2 separate regions of the Homo sapiens genome follow, and region 2 is linked to region 1. A link is an interaction called in ENCODE POLR2A ChIA-PET data of the cell type or tissue named here. Cell type or tissue: Caco-2. All regions are shown on one strand. Each heading gives the region's core, and the rest is flanking DNA. Links, peaks and the distances in the headings are about the cores only.

Region 1 (4,400 bases), core at 220-4,219:
ACTGGATTTATGACATGTCCCATGCCAGGTGTTAAGGGAGGTGCTAAGATGTCCCAGGTGCCATAAGTTTCACTGGGGTGGCATGGACTTTACTTAGGGTCTGGGATATCTCATCCCCCCATCAGCCCAAATTATAGGGGAACGAGACGTGGCTTTGAAACTGTGATTGATGCTGTGATGGATGAAGACATTAGTAAGGCTGCCCTACAATCGGCCATGGGGGCACCAGTCTAAGATGTTATAATTGCCTAACTGGAGGCTATGGGCTTGTCTCCTGTGACAGACCTCCCAGCTAAAGTGGAATCCATTACTTTCCTGGCTTTGTTCTTTAGCACAGGAAGGAATGTTTGGGAAAGCGGTGTTGATTGCATTGCCCAGTTTGAGGCTTCCTGCAGCTAAGAATGCTAAGGCATTTCCTTCACAGTGATGTAGCCATACTTGTTTTGGGGCAGGTACACAGTAAGGGTTAGAGCCTTTATAACTTACACACAGTGGGAGGATAGTGGAGTGATATGTAATGTTATCTGGCATCTTAGTCCAATGTGTGCCATTATTGCGGGACCTCACTGGCGGTAAATCTATTCCTCCTAACTAAGCAGTCACGTTATTATAGGCTGGGAAGGGAGCGTCTGCCCAGGTGACAGGGCAAAAGAAAGGTGGGTCTAAGATATGAGTCCAATACAGTGTAGTAGCAGGTACAGGTTGCAGACAAAGTGAGAGCATAAAAAGGATTAATACCCTATATGAGATGCAATGTACAACAGAAAGCATAGCAAGAAATAAATTATCTGGAGTAAATGGTGTTTGTGTCTGGAGCAGGATTCATTCAGCCTCCTGAATTGTCCTCTTCAGCATCCCCCAGGTAACATCCAGGACTCACGTCATCCGCGGAAGCCACATTGTCCAGGGCTGTGGGTCTTGCAGGGTTAACTCCTTTATTTCTGGTACCGGATTCGGTCCTAGCTACACCATGGTATGGTTTGATGCATCATGCTGGAATCCAAAGAGGACCTGAGGGGGTGTGGACACAAGCATACCCTCTTCCCCACGTTAATAATTCATTTGGACCACACCATTCATTACAGTTCACATCTTTCCATAAAACTGCTGGTTTTATGCCTTGAGAGGTTTTATCAAAGTGCTTTTCTACAGCTGATTGAATGAAATTTGTCATCTAAATTTTTAAAATTAAGGGTAAATAAGGCTTGTGCCAATAGTGTTGCAGGGTCTTTACCCATACTCCTCCTTTTTTGTTTTTTGAGCATATTTTTAACAGTGGAGTGGGCACATTCTACTATTGCTTGTCTTTGGGGATTATATGGGATGCCTGTGGAATGTTGGATATTCCACGTGTGACAAAATTGTTGAAATTGTGAGGTGGCATAAGCCGGACCATTATCAGTCTTAATTTTTGCGGGTTGTCTTATAAATGTAACAGTTAAAAGATGTTTAATGACGTATCGAGTGGACTCTCTAAGCAGAGCATGTGCACTAATTAAATGAGTGTTGGTATCAATGGATACACGCACATATCTTAGTTTTTTAAATTTAGGGATGTAGGTAACATCTGTTTGCTATAACTGATTAGGTTCTAGTTCTCTAGGGTTAACACCTGTTGAAGGAGGGGACATGCCTGTGAGCTGGCCATCTGGGCATTGTAGGATAATTTGTTTAGCCAGTCTCTGTGTAAGTTGAAATTGTTTAGATAAGTTTGTCCAATTTTGGTGGAAAAATTGATGTGATTGGGTGGCTTGGTCAAGCAGTGATGTCATAACCTGAAGGTCTGCTTGTTCATTGCCATAAGCCAATGGGCCAGGCAGTGAGCTGTGGGCTTGAATGTGTGTAATAAAAATAGTATGTATATGTTGATCTAGCAATTGCTGAAGTCAAAGAAAAAGAGCACACAGGGCTGGCTCCAGAGTAGACTTAATTAGTGCTGTCTCAAGGTTCTGTAGTAAATACACAGAGTAAGCAGAATTACTAACTATATTGATGGGCTGAGTTGAAAAAGTTTCTAAGGCCAGTATCAGAGCCCTAATCTCAGCTCTCTGCTAGCAAACAGATTGAGTGATTGAATTTGGTCTGTACTAGACTGCCACTTTTCTGTTTACTAGACCCATCAGTAAACAGTGTTAAAGCATCAGGTAGGGGGGAATGAACTATTTTTGTAGGTAAAATATTTACTAGACTTTTTGGGAATGACGAAAATGGGTGAATTTTAAGGGCTGTTAGAATATTATCCATAAAATGAATAATCTTGCAATCAGGAAATTTTTTTTCACTAGGGAGCAGAGCTTGATTTTAATTGCTCCTTAACTAACTCATGGGACTTTTGTAATTTCTCCCCCTTTAGAGGTTAGTTTTGCTTAAATTGGATTTGGAGAGTCACGCTAGGGGTAAGAGAAAGAGAACAGTGGCCATTATCAGAAAGAGGTTTTTCAAATCTTAAATTTTACTTAAATCTTAGCATAGAATTATACTTTGGGATGTCGCTCCTCTACAAGGAGCACTCGAAATTTTGCCGTGGGCCGCCTGCGGAGCTGGAGAGCTGAGGAGGCGGGTCCTGGGGCAGCGGCAGCGTTACCGCTTGCAAAGGCGCCCCTTTTTTCTGTGCTGATTTTCGCCTGTGAGACTTCCTCCCACGGGCGCCGCTGGCTAGTCAGACTTTCCCGCGTGCCTCCTGCCCCGCCCTAACAGGCTAACTTTTCCGCGCCGGGCCTGGCTCTTTGCTGCAGCTGCCGCCCTCGGTGCAGAGTTCCCGGGAGCACTTGCTGGCTTCGGTTTCGCGAACTTCCTGGCCGCGGAGCTTTCCCTTCTACTTAATGCTTGCTAGCTCGGCCGCACCGCTCCCCGCCCCCCGCCCCCGCCCCCGCCCCCGCCCCCGGGATCGGGCCTCTAATGCCTTTTCTTAACACCTTATGTAGCTGATTGCCTTGCCGATCTTGCATTACGGGCAGACTAAGGGCCCTCTTAATGCCGCTTGCCTAAGACAAGGTCCCATAGCTGGAGCATGTTTCTTGTCTTTTTTCCTACTTATTGGAGGAGGGGGCTCAGGTGAAACCTCCCTTTCCTCTTTGTTATTTTGCCCCGGTGATACTGGGGCTGAGGGAACACAAGGCGATAAGGTGGGTGACAGTTCCTCCTCTTTCCCCTTTTTAGGCTCTTGCATGTATAATGGAAGCAGGGCTGCTCTAATTAAAGCCCATAGCGTTAAAGCTGTTACTGGGACCTGTTTCCCTTGTGCATAATGTTGTTTAAGATTTCTCCCCACAGGCCGGGCGCGGTGGCTCACTCCTATAATCCCAGCACCTTGGGAGGCTGAGGTGGGCGGATCACCTGAGGTCGGGAGTTCGAGACCAGCCTGACCAATGTGGAGCAACCCCGTCTCTGCTAAAAATACAAAATTAGCTGGGCGTGGTGGCACATGCCTGTAATCCCAGCTACTCGGGAGGCTGACGCAGGAGAATCGCTTGAACGTGGGAGGCGGAGGTTGTGGTGAGCCGAGATTGTGCCATTGCACTTCAGCCTGGGCAACAAGAGTGAAACTCCATCTCAAATAAATAAATAAATAAATAAATAAATATTTCTCCCCACTTGTTCCCACAGCTTCATGTTTAGTGTGCCTTTTTCAGGGAACCATGGGCTTTGGGATTCAACAGTTTGCATTAAGTCCTTTAATTGAGCCTGCAAAACTGATGGTCTGCTAGCCTTTAGCAACTGTTTCAACACTTTTATATACTGTTTCTGTTGAGCTGATAACTGTTGTCCCATGATGAAATCTCAGCATGAACAATCTCCCCCGAACTTGGAAATCCCAAGTGGGCACCAATGACTTACTGATTACTCACTGACCACGTGTTTCCTTTTTCACCTTCCTTTCTCGGGTCCGTTCTGCTTCCTTCCCAGTGTTCATCACGTGGGGGCACCGGCTGTGGGGGTCTGTCCCGCAGACCCTGACCCAAGGATGGATGAATAAAGTACACTGATACACAGATACTCTGCTTTGCCAGTCCAGCTGAGCGTCTGGGCAGCTTACAGACTACATGCAAAGTGCCGCAAACAGTTGCCACTGCGGCCAGAACAGCTAGTGAGACTCGCATTTATTCAGTAAAGATTAATTGACAAAGGCTTGAGTCAACACCACTAGAGGGTAATTGACATTGCGGACCTCCCAAGTAGAAAGCAATTAAGCACCCTCAGTATAACAAAGGTTAGTCTTAAGACCACATGATTAAACAAGTTTGTTAGATAAACTCCCTACACTCCTTTGTTTCTACCCTAATTTATTTAACTAAAGGTAAGGGGACTAGGCTGCCTTCAGTCAGATTTATTACTGAAGTTATGCGAACTCTGAGGCCTTCCAAGAAGGTTTGTAGCTATTATAACTAAAATTTTTCCCA
Region 2 (4,400 bases), core at 116-4,115, 140 kb before region 1:
TGGAGCAGCAGCTGGTGAGACTTTCACATTTTCAGTTATGAAAGACTCTAAAGATCTTTTCTAGATGTTTGTTGTGTAAGTAGAAAACAAAGTTTCAATAAAAAACTGTATTTCCATGAGCAAAGTGTTAAAGAAAAACTATAGTTATTGTAAGCACATTTCCATAGTTCCTCTTTATACCCCCAATAAGATGCTTTTCACATTTATTGCTTCAGAATTAAGTGTAGGGGGAGCAGAGTTTAGGTCATAAAGGAAAACCTCATGTCCCAGAATGTGGAAATTGTACAGTCATTTCTACCAGCTTATTTTTACTAATACTAAAAATTTGATTTTAAAAACCCTACTAACTAGAAATTAAATCTACTCTGCTAAATAAGAGGGAATAGTATACTCTGGTAAATTACCTGGAAAGTCATAGAATATAAATGCCATATATCAAAACTTACAGTTATTGCCAAAGCTAATTTTATGTAAGTTTTTTAAAATTTTTAAATAAACATTATTTTATAATAATTTAGATTTAGAGAAGTTGCAAAGATAGTACAAAGAGTTCCATACTTCACCCAGTTTCCTCTAATGCTAACATCTTATGTAACCATGGTACATTTGTCAAAGTGAAGAAATTAATATTGGTAAGTTACTGCTAAGTACACTAGGATTACACCAGTTTTTCTACTAATGTCCTTTTTCTGTTTCAGAATCGAGTCGAGAATACCAAATTGCTTTTAACATAATCTTTTATTATTAATACTAAGAAAAAGTAGAAATGATTAAGAAGTCACTTTAAGATGTTTAAAAAAATGAAAAATAACTTCAAGGAAAGTAATAAAGGCAGAAGTTAATAAAACAAAAATAGATTGAGAAATATAGAAGCTTATGTTTATGTACAAAAAATTTAATCATAAAGTAGACAGATTTCAGGTAAAAAGGAAAACATTGGAAATTAGAATATGAAAACATTGAGATAAATCAATTTTATAGGGTAAGTTTTCTAAATTATAAATAAATGAAAGATTTGAGAATTTATAAAATATGAACACAGGCTAAGTTCATGTTAGTATTTTATGAATAAAAGAGGTGCAAGTGGGCCGGGCATGGTGGCTCACGCCTGTAATCCCAGCACTTTGGGAGGTCAAGACGGGTGGATCACAAGGTCAGGAGTTCGAGACCAGCATGGCCAATATGGTGAAACCCCGTCTGTATTAAAAATAAAAAAATTAGCCAGGCGTGGTGGCACGAGCCTGTAGTCCCACCTACTCAGGAGGCTGAGGCAAAAGAATCACTTGAACCTGGGAGGCGGAGGTTGCAATGAGCCAATATCACGCCACTGCACTCCAGCCTGGGTGACAGAGTGAGACTCCATCTCAAAAAAACAAAACAAAAAAAAGGTGGAAGCTCTGAAGAAATTAAGAGCCATTTAAAAAACAGTTATCAAAAAGTTACCCTGTAGGTATATAAATACAATGTTTTAATTTATAAGCTTTTCCAGACTCTCAAAGAGCAGGTAATATTAGCACCATATGATGTACTTAACATATTTTATGAGGCCACCATTATCTTCATATCAACACTTGGCATAGTACACACAGACACACACACACACACACACACACACACACACACACGCCTCTACCTTATCTATAGGCCAGTATTATGAATATAAATACAAATAGGTTCAAAATGGCAAACTGAGCACCCACGTCTGCCATATCTGACGGTGAATTATTCTGAAGAAAAGGGTACATTAGTACTGGAAAATGAGAGAAGGTGTTAGCAGCCGTAAGTCTTGAGAACTTTCTGTAAGACGATAGCAGTTAGCGTAAGATTTCTGGAGGAGAGAACAGACTAGAATGTGTTCAAGAGAACAGTGAGTGAAGATGGGGCTGCTTTGCATCCTCTGAGCTCATAGCAGACAGAATGGAGGGAGCCTGGAATAAACATGCTTCTCTAGGTGTGCTGAGAAGCAGGCATCACAGGGATTGACCCTCAGTCTAAGGCAGTGCATGTGGTCCCTGGAGCTGGAGAGGCTGGTCGGGGTGGCTAGGGAGCCCCTAGACTACAAAAGTGAACTACTGTTAGCGCATTCCCCCTGAGACCCTGTTCTAATCTCCTTGACTGTGACTGGAGATAGGCCATTGTAATCAAAGCTAACAGCCATGGACTTCTGAACAATACTTGAAACAAAAGTGAGTAGCAATTAACCAAGACTAACCAAACATTTGAGGAAAAACAATACTATGAAAGAGGCACCAAGTGTTAATACACAGAAAAATTAACACATGAGTATATGAATACAGATAGAAAGTAATTTTAAAATATATCTTTGAGGAGATTAGAGAAAATGTTAAATTCATAAAACAGGATTTGTTGCTTTAAAAAATCAGAACTTGGAAATTGTGAAAATATTTTTAAAATCAGTAAATGGTCTGAATAGCAGAATGGTTACAGTTGAATCAAATTTGTAAACTGGAAGACAACCCAACTGGACACGTAAAGTTCACGAGATAACATGAGAGAAAAATTAAGACAAGGAAGATCAAGCCAGAAGCTCCCAAATTATTAATAGGAGTTCAGAAAAGAGAGAATATTGAGTGGAGGAAATGGAAGAAAGTTTCCAGAGCTAAGCAGAAACAAATCTTCTGGTGTTTGGAGAACAACAGTAAAAGGACAATTCTAATAGCTTCCAGAGACACTAAAAATAGCAAAACCCAGTTTGTTCACAAAGGAGTGACAATCAGATTGGCATTCGTCTTCTTTTTGAAAACACTGGTGTTAGAAAACAATAAAGCAATACTATGAAAATTCTGAAGAAAAGTAACTTTGATTCTAGAATTCATATTCAACCTACTATTTTAGGACAAAATAGACATTTTTGAGCTTTCAAGGACTCAGAATTTATTTCTCAACAGACCTTTGTAATCGAGTCCAGCAAAATGATAAATGTATACATTGAGAGAGGAGGACCTGAGAGTAAATAGTGGTGAACAACCAAAAAAATTAAGTCTAAACATTTGTTGATGTAATAGTGTAAATAGTTATGTTGACATAATAAAAAGGCAATTAATACCAATTTGGGATTAAGATGTCAGCGGGTTATGTACATGGTATACTTATGTGTATTACCTAGCTGTCAGCTGAGAGGGCCTAGAACCAGTGACACCCTAACAGTAACAAGTACACTCAGCTTCCAAATCTTAGTTTCTAATACTATTCTCCAATCAAACGAGCCAGAGGTCCACGGAGAAATGGTTGATTCCAGGGCAGGGGCAAAAAATATACAAGAAGACCCTGGAGCATCTTACAGTGCCAGAAAGTAAGAAAGCACTCAATAAAAAGATAGGGGGAATATGTCGAAGGGGCACAGGAGCCAACAGAAAGAGCTCCCAGTGCCCAAGCTGGAACAACCTGAGCAATGAAATAAATAACTTAAACCTGGATTATAACCCAAAGCATCAAGTAAATAGCCATGAGTCTATACTGATACAAATGAGTGAGTGAATGAGCAGATAAATATTGAGTGACTAGACTAGATAGGAAAGAAAAGTTAAGTCTTCCTTACAGAATTCCAAATAACTTATGTAGATACTCCCTCTTCCAGTAGGTGGAACTAGGGGACTCACTTTCAAAGAACATAGTATGGAAAGAAAAAACAAACTTTTCACGGGAGAAACCCAGCAGACACCTTAACCAAGGGATACCATGTACCCATGACATGACATAATGAGAAGGACACTTTAGCTCACAGTCCTCTTCCAAAAACGTAGATAACTTCCCCAGGAAAGTCACAGGGAAAGCTGCAGCAAGCCCACATTGAGGAGCATTGTACAAAATACCTGACCATTCTTCCTCAAAACTGTCAGGGTCACCAAAAACAAGACTGAGAAACCATCATAGCCAAGAGGAGACTAAGGAGACATGACAACCAAATGCAATGTGGTGCCCTGGACTAGGTCCTAGAATAGAAAAAAAAGACAGTAAAGGGAAAGCTGGTGAAATCCAAATGAAATCTGGAGTTGAGTTAAATAGTAATATAGCAATGATGGTTCCTTAGTTTTGACAAATGTACCACAACAATGTAAGATGATAACATTAGGGGAAGCTAAAACTGGATGAGGGGTATACAGGAACTCTCTTTACTGTTTTGCAACTTCTTTGTAAATCTAAAATTATTCCAAAATAAAAGGTTGTATATTAAAATTAATTAAAACAAAAAGAGGCAAATAAAGTCAACATAGAAGCGTGAAGGGAATGTAAAAGCATGCTAATACTCTTTTTTTTTTTTTTTGAGATGGAGTTTCGCTCTTGTTGCCCAGCCTGGAGTGCAGTGGCATGATCTTGGCTCACTGGAAACTCCACCTTCCCGTTTCAAGCGATTCTCCTGCCTCAGCCTCCCAAGTAGC

What was found. ChIA-PET counts read pairs that join two places held together with the same protein. Peaks named below come from ENCODE experiments on the same cell type or tissue, not always from the same donor. Only the 100,000 strongest peaks of a DNase experiment are listed, where the experiment ranks them.
Region 2: POLR2A ChIA-PET joins it to region 1 with 5 read pairs; 2 of 35 experiments call an interaction of 5 or more read pairs at or near these places.

The regions. Positions count from the first base shown.
Region 1 is chr10:43,302,195-43,306,594 of GRCh38, forward strand. No RefSeq gene overlaps it. Among named protein-coding and RNA genes, the nearest start is that of LINC02633, 19 kb to the right of the region's middle. In Caco-2, for the core only: no CTCF peak of the experiment used is centred there; a DNase peak (open chromatin) is centred at 2,717; H3K4me3 peaks cover 993 bases.
Region 2 is chr10:43,167,085-43,171,484 of GRCh38, forward strand. CSGALNACT2 (chondroitin sulfate N-acetylgalactosaminyltransferase 2) reads left to right here. Exons shown (of 8, transcript NM_018590.5): 6 at 1-14. Among named protein-coding and RNA genes, the nearest start is that of CSGALNACT2, 31 kb to the left of the region's middle. In Caco-2, for the core only: a CTCF peak has its summit at 3,641 (motif pointing right); no DNase peak of the experiment used is centred there.